3 separate regions of the Mus musculus genome follow, and all the other regions are linked to region 2. The links are chromatin contacts, found by Hi-C or POLR2A ChIA-PET in ENCODE. All regions are on one chromosome and are shown on one strand. Each heading gives the region's core, a stretch centred on a gene start or an enhancer-like site at or near the end of the contact. The rest is flanking DNA. Distances are from core to core; before and after follow the strand shown. Region 1 has its middle 9.2 kb from the start of Gm39157. Region 2 holds the start of Rbpms (RNA binding protein gene with multiple splicing). Region 3 overlaps Rbpms (RNA binding protein gene with multiple splicing).

The links. A loop is a pair of places that touch in the nucleus more often than their neighbours do. ChIA-PET counts read pairs that join two places held with the same protein, here RNA polymerase II (POLR2A).
Region 1: a loop to region 2 is called in a map of heart, with 4 times the contacts of the local background. The contact joins the enhancer-like site here to the promoter of Rbpms in region 2. A Hi-C loop is called at or near these places in 3 of 37 maps with a recorded cell type or tissue (all heart). POLR2A ChIA-PET finds 5 or more read pairs at or near these places in 4 of 5 experiments (Patski and embryonic stem cell).
Region 3: a loop to region 2 is called in a map of heart, with 2.7 times the contacts of the local background. The contact joins the enhancer-like site here to the promoter of Rbpms in region 2. A Hi-C loop is called at or near these places in 5 of 37 maps with a recorded cell type or tissue (CH12F3, T-helper 2 cell and heart). POLR2A ChIA-PET finds 5 or more read pairs at or near these places in 5 of 5 experiments (Patski and embryonic stem cell).

What each region holds. Positions count from the first base shown.
Region 1 is chr8:33,976,407-33,980,246 of GRCm38, reverse strand. No RefSeq gene overlaps it. Among named protein-coding and RNA genes, the nearest start is that of Gm39157, 9.2 kb to the left of the region's middle. Within about 2 kb of position 1,611, at least 1 of the 3 ENCODE cell types and tissues checked has a DNase peak (open chromatin) inside an H3K27ac peak, as active enhancers do; it is heart, where a contact is called at or near this core.
Region 2 is chr8:33,928,323-33,932,556 of GRCm38, reverse strand. Rbpms (RNA binding protein gene with multiple splicing) reads left to right here and starts at 2,694. Exons shown (of 8, transcript NM_001042674.2): 1 at 2,694-3,081. The coding sequence starts at 3,016.
Region 3 is chr8:33,883,584-33,887,474 of GRCm38, reverse strand. The region is part of intron 1 of Rbpms (RNA binding protein gene with multiple splicing); the gene reads left to right. Among named protein-coding and RNA genes, the nearest start is that of Gm51528, 38 kb to the left of the region's middle. Within about 2 kb of position 1,659, at least 1 of the 3 ENCODE cell types and tissues checked has a DNase peak (open chromatin) inside an H3K27ac peak, as active enhancers do; it is heart, where a contact is called at or near this core.

The DNA.
Region 1 (3,840 bases), core at 362-2,861, 49 kb before region 2:
AATTTAATTTTTTAAAAGCAATTTACATGAATATGAATTTTTATTGTTTTATTTTGTTTGTTTTACTTTGTGTGCATGGATATTTGGCCTGCACATCCGTATGTGAGTGCCTAACGGATCTCCTGGAACTGAGGTTCCGCGTGGTTATGAGCCACAGTATGGTGTTGGGTTCTGGGAACTGAACTCAGTTCTCTGCAAGACCAGCAATGCTTGTAACAGCTGAGCCATCTCTCTAGCTCTCTATAAGGTATTCCAATCTACTCCTTTTAAACTGAGAACCTCTATTTATACATAGCATGTCTCCCCCAACATATGCATGTTAATATATAATTACACATAAACTGCTTCCAGACATGAAACGTCCATGTATAAAGAGCTGTCAACACGTATTACTTATTACTCAGACTTACCTCTATTTCTTATCAGGAGATTAAAGAAGATGAACAAATGTTTCTAATATTTTCCTTCTGAGCTCCTTGAAGTATTTCTGCTTGTGAGCCTTCAGTCTAGATATTTTGTTTGTTTTTTGCCAAGAGAATGGTCAGTTCAACGACTCTGGCTGCATTACAGCGGGAGCAAAGGCATCAGGACTTACAGGAATGAGATATCTAATAAATACCACCATCTCTGAAAAACCACGCGTCTATTGGTAGATAGAAAGCTTTAGATGTGTGCTTTTCTCAAACGAGGTTAAAAGTATGCTCAAGAAAATCCGAAAATTATGCAGCCCATAATGAAGAAGAGGCAGGGAAGGCGGTTTAAAAAAAAAAAAATCTCATCATTGAATTTACTAATGGAATTTGATTAAAACTTACTATGAACCAGTTAAGCACTATGGGCTAGGCATTGGGGGTTGGGGGTGTAGTAAGAAGAAGGCAGGTGAAGAGGAAGAGGAGGGAAACCAACCAAAGGTTGTGGAGTTTTGTGGAGCTAAGTGTGGCACACAGAACTCACCAGAAGAGAACAAGTATCAGATTATAAATCGCGACCTAGAGAAGAGGCTGCGCAACCCAGCCGTGGAATGATAAGAGCAGGTGGTCGCTTCGGGTAACTTCCTTGACCAGACCCCTCAGATAGGATCTCTATCCCAGGAGCTGAAGTCGGAGGAGAGATTGCCATGTAGAAGAGGCAAATGGCAGGCTGCCAGAGACAACGCAGAAGAACCCCCCCCCCCCAGGCCTCCTAAATCAGAGGGCAAGCTCGGTCTTTCAGATGCCCTTGAAGCCAATCATGTCTGTCAGTGATGCCCTCATCAGTGTCTCCGGAGTTATTTTAGGTACATGATAGAGACAGCAGACTCCAAGAACAGCGATTCCTTTGGTGTAGCGTCCTCGACGCAGGCTCCTTAGCAAGCGGGACAGATGATGTTAACGCTAGAGACAGGCTGGCCACTGGTCCTGCCCTCCTGGGTGAGCAGTCATCACTGCCCACACCAGAAATAGCAGAACTGCTGGATCTAAAGCTATTCAAATTCCCAGCGAGCACCTGTCTAATCTCACAGGAAGCCTGTGGAATGAGTCACGTGGAGGTCCCATGCCCGCTGAGGCGAGGCAGGGCAGGCGGATTTATGATGCACTATCATCTAGGGATCACGTTCTGCCCAGTAGGTCTGGCTAAGTAAGTGCTGTCAGGAATCCCGTGAAGAGCTTTGCTGGAGAGGGAGGCAGATAACTGGCTGGTGGCCTCTAAGTGAATCCAGATGGGGTGGCAGGTAACGCTCAGGGGAGGGGCCCAGTCTGCAAACCCACTTAACCCCCAGACGCCTGGGATTAAAACTGTTGCTCCTTGACTGTTTAGTTGTGCTTGCTCTTTGTATGCACTTAGATAAGAAAGGTTGAGGAGAAATCCCCCAGAATGCACCTCAGAAAAATAGGAACTTTAAATCACCTTTGAAGCCCAATGTGTCCCACGTTCCGGGGTCTTGGGGAAGAGCAAGAGTCGTTGCAGCTCTGAAAGAATAGTAAACGTTGCTCTCGAAAAGTCTGTGAAAACCAGCAGGAAGGAAAGTCCCTTTTGTTTGTTTACAGAGAGATAAGCCTGAAGCCAATTTAAAAAATAATCATTAAAACAATAAACAGTAAAAATAGAGAAAAGTGTATTTCTCATGGGAAAAGATCTAGAAGAGATGTTTTTAACCGAAAAGTTGTCAGTTCTTTTTTAAGTTTTAGATTTATTTTATTTCATGTGTGTAGGTGTTTTGTCTGTCTGTATGTATGTGTACTACATGCATGCTTGGTGTCCAGAGAGGCCACAAGACAGCATTGGATCCCCTGGAACTGGAGTTAGAGCTGTGAGCCACCAAGTGGGTGCTGGGAATTGAACTCATGTCCTCTGCAAGAGCAGCCAGAGCTCTTGATCAAGCCCTCTCCAGTCCTCAGCGCTTTCAATAACTTCAGGTCAACATGGCACACAGCATATTTGGCTGTATAAATGTGATTCCGGTCATTGTCAATAAAACAGGCAGCAACCAAGTGTGGCAAAGTTCAAGAGGGAACAAGGCTGTGAGTCAGGAGATCCTTGCTTGATTTCACCTCCAGTGCAACCCCAAGACAGATGGGCAACGGGTAAGAGTTAAAAAGAAAGAAGGCAAGGATATGACCAAACTAACTTCAATAATATATTTATTTATTTATTTGTTTGTTTGTTTGTAAAGATTTGTTTATTTTATGTATCAGTGCACTGTAGCTGTCTTCAGACACACCAGAAGAGAGCATATGATCTCATTGCAGATGGTTGTGAGTCACCATGTGGTTGTTGAGAGTTGAACTTAGGACCTTTGGAAGAGCAGTCAGTGCTCTTAACCACTGAGCCATCTCTCCAGCCCCAGGAAAGTGGTTTTATAGTATGTATGTAACTGGTCCTATGATCTGAGGGACTACTGATGTTTGGGAAAAGACACACACACACACACACACACACACACACACACACACACACACTACACACACATTCACTCACCTCCCCACCTGCTGTAGGACGGACTCTGAAGTTCAGTTTCCTTTCCTGTGTCTTAGAAAATTAGAAAGACTCCAGGGAGCATTGTGAGCATTTAACTGTGCAACAGAAATGGACAAGCCCCAGAGTTAGGGTCAGTGATTTCTTGTGGTTCCAGAAAGTGCAAGCATTCATAGAAAAGAAAAAACAATTAAAGAAAACCAGTATTCAGGGGCTGAAGCAACGGCTCAGTGGTTGAGAGCACTTGCTGCTCTTTCAAAGGACCTATGTTTGGTTCTCAGAACCCACATGGCAACTACCAACTCTCCATATCTCCAATTCCAGCACCCTCTTCTGACCTCCTCAGGCACCAGGTGCGTGTGTGTGTGTGTGTGTGTGTGTGTGTGTGTGTGTGTGTGTGTGCGTGTGTACACACTGTATAATCACACACACACACATAATAACAACAGAAACAACAAAACCCTGTGAGTGAAACCGGTTTCCCTGTGCATATTGATCAGGTTCTCTCCGTTGCCCTACTTCTTTTCTATCTGGACCCTCACTCCTTGGATGTCTATGGGGTCAAGAAAAAGAATGGCCTGGGCGCTGCCTAACAGGCGAAGTTTGACAAGGAAGTCCCTCCCACACATGGAAGCTAATCTGAAATCATTTGCCTATGAGCCAGTTTCCCACCAACATCAGGAGTCAAAATTTAAATAGATAAAAAGAGTGAGTCTCAGTTCTGGTCTATACACGTCAGCTTCCACACTTTAAGCCGGGCTGGGAAGACAGCAAGTGCACAATTAGTGTGCTGTGCATTTGAGTCCTGAGTTTATACCACTGCTATCTTCATCAGTTCAAGCTGCTGTGTGATTCAAAAAAGAAAGAGAGAAAAAAAAAAGAAAT
Region 2 (4,234 bases), core at 1,445-3,944:
GTCTCCATCCAGGCTAGACCTTCCAGAATTTAATTATGACCCCGTGTAGTGACCATTTTTATACACCATCAGGATGTTCGTTTGTTTGTGTTGTTTTGTTTGTTTCGAGAAAGCATCTCTCTGTGTAGCTCTGGCTTTCCTGGAACTTGCTCTGTAGATCATGGGCTGGCCTGGAACTCAGATCTGCTTGCTTCTGCCTCCAGAGTGCTGGGATTAAAGGCGTGTGTCACCACTACCTGGTGTGTTTATTCATTAAAAATAACAGTGCCTGCTATGTGTTAGGCACTGTCCAGATGCTGGGAACACACAAAGATGCCAGGCAGGTTCCCCTCACAGGACTTATTCTTTCTTTCTTTCTTTTTTTAATTTTTTATTATTCTTTCTTACACCAGAGGTTGATAACTTTATAACAAAAGACAAAGTTTTGGTTTGAATTCAAGATAAAAAAAAAAAAGAAGAAGAAGAAAGAAAGAAAGAAAGGAAGAAAGAAAAAAAAATCAGGTTCCATACCTGGAATTAAGCCACTTTTTTTTCCTGGTGAGAGCAGAGATTCTCCCAGCATCCTGAAACCACACAACCTAATCTACCTTCTTGTAAATGGGTTCCCACTGGAACCGTTAAGGACCAGCTTGTCATTTTTTTCTTGGGTCCTTGCCAGGCTCCTGCGGAACAATGTCTCTCTGTGGAGTGTATTCAGGCAGGAATCGCCAAGAAGGGCAAAGGGCTAGCTAGTTCTACTGGCCGGTGCAGCCACCCAAGCCCACCACTCACGTATCGCTCAGAAAGACACTGCCCCCTCGTGGTTCCTCTTATAACTGACTGAAAAACCGGCCGAGCAAAGAGCTGCCAATCAGCACAATCAATAAATCAAAACGCGGACAAAGTTTCCAATCAACTGCAGTTTTGCTTCTGAACTTTTTCTACCGCTGTTCCAAAGACTCTTGGTTCATTTCCTCCCAGAAGGCATCTTGGTTCCTACAGAGAGCAGTGGTATTATGACAGCAACTTAAAACATTATTTTCCTTTAGAAACTTTCCCACGTCTCCAGATCCCCTCAAAGAAAACTTATGATCTAAAACCAAGTATCACTATGGATTTTCACTTCGCAACGCCTTTAAAAGCAAAAGAACGACGTTGCGCGTATCCTGCTTTTTATAATTTGAACCAGGATTCAGCGACTATGTTGCCTTGGAGTTGTTTGGGGTATCTTGTCTCCACAACACTACTTTGAATTGCCTAAAGGCAGGGCCCTTATCTTCAGCTCCCACCCTCTCCCGCCTCACCCCACCCCCAACCGCACACAAAGCGGGGAAGGGTAAAGAATGTGGAGTAGGGAGAAAGAGATAAACAGTTAAACCAAGCCATAAATGAGAAATCGTGATTGGTGCGGCATGCCAGACGAACTTCCTCAGAGAGACAGGCACCATCCGCTGAATCGTGGGTTTTAAATGTCTGTCCAAACTAGTCAAAAGTCTAGGAGCTTACAGGATCTATTGTTGGAAAAGTTCTCTAGGACCAGGAAAATGGAAACTTCCTTAATAATAATGCTAGCTTCCGCCTATTGTAAACCACAATTGTGCAAGTATGGGTGTTAGGAACCTGAGGCTCGCCCCACCTATAATCTCTAAAACCCTGGGATATATATATATATTCATACATACATACATATATGCACACACACATATAATGATTGTAATATATATGTGTGTGTGTATATATATAATCAGTGAAATGGGAGAATATGTATGTGTGTGTATATATGTATGAAATATTTATTCATTTTATAGATGAGGAAGTGGAAGCTATGCGGTCATCCGGTGTTGGGTAATTGCTTTGATTCTCTAGAGATAAATGTCTTGACCTTTGAGGGGCAGTGAGGGATATTTAGTCAACAAGTACATATGGAGGGCCTACTACGCTCCGGGACTACGCTCCAGGTAGCCTACTTAAGTTATGGCAGAGATAAACAGGACGTAGTCCTGTATTCCAGGAAGGGGCTCCCCGTAGAGTGATGTAAACAGACCCGATTCCAGAACAGTCTGGTGCCGGCTGTGCGAGTCTGAACAGGGGCGGCCGGAAGCCTAGAGAGCGATAGCGGCCGAAGTGGGGGGGGCGGGGGGAGGCTGGGAGGTTTCGCTGTACTCGGGCACCCGCAATGGGGTGGCAAGCGGTGTCCTGCAAAAGCGGGGCTCGGTGGTGGGCTGTCCCGCGTGCCCGTCACCTTTCTGCCCGGGAAGAACCGAGTCTCGGCGGGTATTGCCACGGAGGGTGGGTTTGGGTGCACACCCGTCGTGAAAAGCAAGCAAACAAAAGTAGCGCGCTCCAGTCCATGTGCCCCCCACCCCTACCCCGAAAGGCTTGTCCTCGGCTCTGAGCCCCCTCTCCAAGCCCACCGCCGCTGGCCCGCCCAGACGCCTAGGTCCACGGGGTTGGAGAAAGAAGGGGCGGCCCGACCTTCCGCCCGCGGTCCCCGCGGCCTCGTGACCCCGGTGCCGACCCCCCCTCCCCCAAGCCCAACCCAGCCCAGCCCAGCCCAGCCCTGGGTTCGACCGCTCCGCCCCGCGCCCCTCCTCTCGCGGGGGGCTTCGCTGTCCCGATCCGCGTCTCTCTGGGCTGCGTCCGGCCGCGCACGTCCAGGGAGGGCGGAGGGAGGAGAGGAGGGAGGGGAGGAGAGGAGGGAGGGGAGGAGAGGAGGGAGGGGAGGAGGGAGGAAGGCGAGAGAAAGCGCGCTGCGTGCGGCCCCGCTGCCCAGAGCCTGCCAGCAGCGCGTCCTCGGCGGCTCCGGTCCCAACCGCGCCCGCCGCCTCGCCTCCTCGGTCTCGGCCGCGTCCCGACTCCGGGGCTCGCCCGGCCTCTCGGAGGTCCCCGCCCGCCGGTCCGTCTCGGCTCTCCGCTGCGCCGCCCGGCTCCAGCCCCGCAGCCCGCCCCGGGGGAAGGTAGCAGCGGGCGAGCGCGCCCTCGCCCTCGCCTCCAACCCCGCGCCCCAGTCCCGCGCGGCGACGAAGGACCGGGAAGATGAACGGCGGCGGCAAAGCCGAGAAGGAGAACACCCCGAGCGAGGCCAACCTTCAGGAGGAGGAGGTACTGAGGGGGACTGGCTGGGGGGCGCGGGGCGCACGGGCCGGGGCTGGGGGGAGTAGCACGGGACGCGGGCGTCCGGAGGGCGCGGGACTGGGTCCACGCGCGTCCGCCTGCCTCTGGTTATTGCATAAGTTTTGAGGACTTTCCCGAGACTTTTGTAAGTAGAATGCTCAGCTTTGTCTACTCGGGATGTTGAAAGCGGAATCGAGAGCTGACTCCCGGGTGACCTCAGATGATTGGGACCAGGGAGGGTCAGGACTTGGGTTCTTGCGTCTTGCAGCTGGAAATTGGAGGGAGGGAGGTATGGCGAAGGGAGAAACTCTGGGAAAGTTCTCAGTAAAAGATACTTCCGACCCCAGCTCCCCTCCCTCTCTTACTCCCTCCCTCCCTTTCGGTGTTAAAAGTTCTGGGTGAAATATCTTCTTAGCTGAGACATTTTGGATTAATAGATAACTCATAGGACGCATTCTTCTCCGATGAGTCGGAGACCCCCGCCGAACCTGGGAGAGGTCGAATGTGGGGGTGGGGGCGTAGAGTAACAAGGGCTAAAAGCTTTGGGTTCCCCAAAGCAAAGGTGCGTGGAGGGTGTTTTTAAAGGGGGGAAAATCACAACTTTATGTGGCACACTCGGAATTTACAAACAATTTGCGGCTGTGGTGCGTTTCTTACTGAAAACGCCGGTGGTGGACGGGGGTGTACTTGGGGCTCGTGAATTTTGTCAGTTTTGTGATATCCTGTTTCGCCTTCACTCCTGCAAATGTGTTATCTGGAATACAAGAAATTATATTTACCATTTTAAAGGTCTCCCAGAATTGAGTGTGCAGTAGCAGAAACTGCCCATCCCACTATAACGTAAAAAAGTGTTCTTACAGGTAATTTACATCCTAATAAAGGGGACGTACACAACCCGAACTGACTCTAAAGCAGTTAGTATGGTGAGAGTATTGGGACGCTTGTGCAAACTTAAACACAGAGAGTGAAACCAAACATTAAAGAAGAGTATCCATCTACCCAACTCAGACCTGCGTGAACTATCCACTGGTAAAGTGGGAACTGTTTAAATGGGGAAGACAGGAGAGATCGAAACGTATGCAAATCAATGCAAAAATAGATCTTAGCTCAGTTGTGACTTGGTGCCTCTTAAATGAATGGA
Region 3 (3,891 bases), core at 410-2,909, 44 kb after region 2:
ATATTTGTTGTTTAATTCTCCTTTTTTTTTCTTGGTGTTTTTCCTTTTGTTGGTGAGTTTGTAGAAGTCTATATACCTATTAGCTAAAACTAAAGGTTTTCTTGGTTTAGGGGAAGGACAACATCACTGGCCTCAAGCAATTTATAATCTCTACTAGGATAAACGGAAAGAAAATAAAAGGGTCTTGAAATACTTCCAAAGAAGACATGTCCCGTCCATCTGGCCTTGGGAGTCGATAAGCTAGTGTTAGTCCCCTCTAGGTGACACCTTATATATGTGAATCTTGTAGGAGTTGTGCTTTCTTTTCGGACACGTGGTTTCAGGGATCAGACTCAGGCTGTCCATCAGACTTGGCGGCAAGCACCTTTACCTGGCAATAGTCACGTCACTGGTCCCCCAACAATTTCTGTGTCGTAGTTTTCAGATCCTTTATTAACCTGATTACTCTTCTTCATTGGGGTTCCAGTTTCCCTAAGATGGACCCCCACACCCCAACACATCCAGTTCTTTTAAATAGGGCAAGTTGGTACCCACTGTGGTTCTTTAACACGAAAGTCCACATTAGTGCTCTCAGCCATGTCCTGTTTCAGTGCTTGTTTGAGGCTGGGGGTTTGTGGGGGGCATAGCTTACTGATGCTGTGGCAGGCTTCCACATAGTTTGCTTGTGTTTTCTTTTATAATTCACTATGTTGAATTCATAGAACTGGCTTTGTTTTTTTTTTCCCAACAGAGGCCCATGCATATGGGTGCGTCATAAAATTAACAGAATGAATAATGAGCCTGTAAATGTTTGTACTCCCTTGCCATGGTATGTGTAGCAATTTGACCTGGAGTTGTCCGGATTATAGGTTGAAACATTAAAATTGATTTTATCAGGCTGACATTCAGAAAAACAAACTTAAGATGAGTTTTGTATTCAGCTGTTTCAGTCCTTTTTTTTTTCCTTTTTCTCTCAAGAACTTTTTTTTTTTAAACATAGGAGTTGATTTATCTGTTACACAATTTTGTCTTAGAGTATAATTTTAGCTATTTATCATTATTCATTCTTGTCTTTCCCTTTTCTTGCTGACAAATTGTCTCCTGGCTTTTGGTAAAAAGACCAGAAAACAAACATGTTTCTAAAAATAATATGGCCAGTGAAGGTACGAGCCAAATGCTTGTTTTGTTCTATTTTCTTTCCAAATTTTACGATGTTCCCCATAACCTTTATCAGATACGTACAGCATATGTGCATTTTTCTCTCATATCCTTCCTGTGTAGTCCAGGAAAACACACTTAAGTAGAGCCAGGAAGTTGATGGTAGTCACTATTCCAGGGGCTAAGGGAGGCACTAGTAGCTCCAAATGCCAGCACCTCGGGTCTGTAAGGAACTTGTCCAGAGAAATGTGCTCAAGTGCGTTTAAGGAATATGAGCACTGGACTTTCCTGTCTGTGGAGTGAAGTTAGTGACAGGCAGCATGGTGCCCACATGGAGACCTGCCCTGCTCGTGCAGACACAGCCACCTGTGCCTGTGGCTCTCTGCTAACCCGCGGGAGAAGTTAGAGCCGGTACAGGCACTTTAGCATCATGTGTGGTGGTGCTGGCTGGGCATGCAGCAATGGCTGCCTCTGAGGCTATGGCCGGAAGTGTAGCTGCTGTCCCCTGCTTCCGCTTCCGGTCTCCGCTGAAGGCCCCACACCATGCATCCCTGGGCCAGAGAAAGACTATGGCTGAGAAGAGGGTCCCGGGAGGACAGACCACACTGTGGCCAAACAGGAAAGCCTTCCATCTGACTCGGGGTGGGGATGTAATGGGAAAGGCTGCGGATTTACAGAAACAGGATGAAGCGCCACAGACAGACCCACGCTCTGGAAATGCCCGGGATGAGTGAGAGGTAGCCGAGGAAATGAACCCCAGAGTGAGGCTCAGAGCTACTCTCTACCTTTCTGGTCTTACTAGCAAGAAAGCCAGATGTGTCTTTCATTCCGTAGCTTAATATTGCCCGCAGGAGCAGAGAGAATGTGGTATACGTAAGCCCGGGACACATCTGTGGCCTCTTTATGTGCCCGTTCTACCAGATCCTGTAAAAGTATGTTGTCAAGAGGAACCAGATTATCAAACTAACTTTTAGTATTAAGAGACTTACCTCATGAGCGAGAAATGCTGACGACACTAAAACTTTCAGGACATTTTTTTTTCTTAATTTTCTGGAGGGTTTATCTTTCAGAGTTAAGAGGAGGAAAATGAAACAAAGAAAGGGAGCAGCAGGGAGGGGTGTGTGTGAATCACCGAAGATACCACCTTATCTGTCTTCTTGACTTTAGTCTCTGGCGCATTTCCATTAATGGGCAAGGAACGTCCCAGCACTTCTACACCTGTTATGTGTAAACTCTTGTGACATGAATAATCTGTTGTCCACAGCCTGTCTTCCCGAACTTGTGCTCCCCCCCCCCCCCCAGCTATGCCAGGTTTGGGATCTATCCGCACTTTTCGTGGCCACAGAGGCTGGGAGAAATTTAAACTCTATTTTGTTGGCTTCTCACACCTCCCATTTGTACCCCCAGGTCCTCTGAGGTTGCTTGATCATTATGAATGTCAAACACTAGCAACTATGCTCATTGATTTTCTTAAGGAAGCGTTGGAATGTTAATAAAACCTCAGGAACTTTTATGTGCTGTTGATGGGACTGTAAGGAAAAAGGTTATGTCCCTGCTTCAAAAAGAAAAACAGAAAAACCCAGAAACGATTACGTTGTGACCCTGTTGTCTTGCTTCTGGATATACAAATCTTCTCAAGAAAATGGAAGCAAGATCAAGAATTGAAGATGTTTATGTGGAGGTCAGAAGTCTGTTCTTTTATCATGCGGGTCTCAAGGTTTACACTCAGGTGGTGGAACTTGGTAGCAAGCACCCTTATCTACTGAAGCCATATTACAAGTCCTCTATTTTATTAAGGTTTAATACAAGTTGATTAGTTTTCATTTGTCACACACTATGGACTAAGTGTTGAGATGACAGTTATAGTATTCTAAAGCGGTGTGCATATGTATATATGGTTGACCTTGGGCACGGCAGCAGAAAACTGAAATAATGTGGATTATAAGTCATTCCGCAGCACTAGGCTTACAGGTGCTGTTACCCTGCCGGGCTTTTATGGGAATGCTTAGGGACCAAACTCAGGGTTACAGATCAGATATATTGCCAATTGAGCCATCGCCCAGTCCTCTGGAGGTACAGTCCCCTTCCTGTAGTTTAGGCTACATTACATTTGCCGTATGGCAGTAGATGCTTGAACTCCTGGATCCTGGTCCTCTGTCTCCACCTCCCTCGTGCTGGGATTATAGGTTGAGCTACCCAGTGAGTTACCAGATTGAGCGTGGTAGAGTATCATGCTCACAAGAGAGCACTTCTTCACACCGCTGTGGACAGAAAGCAGAGACAGAGGACAGCATACTGAGGTTCTGATTTGCTTGAAAGGCATTGTCTCTCGTGACCAACTTCCTCTGAGCTTGTTGATGGCATGTTGGAATTCCTATTGCGATGCCCTGCTGTCTTCAACAGATAGTTGTCCTCTTAGGCCCCTCAGTTGCCATGGCCATTTTGTACACAATGGGAAAGAGGAAAGGAACATTTTGCTTTAAAAAGCATAGCCTAAAAGTTAGATAATCACTTGTGTGTGTCCACAGCATAGGCCAGGACAAAGCAATGTAGTTTCGGTCGTCATTAGCGTGGGAGTTTGGAATATTATGTGCCTAGCTGAAATTCCTTTGTACATGAAATTAGAAGAATAAATATTGCCGGGAATGGGCAGTTGAGACTGAAGTGTATAATGTTTTTGAATTGTGGTTACTCATGAAGGGGGAAAACTGACTATTATGTAGCCATTGGTACTATAAGCCACCAAAATCCCTA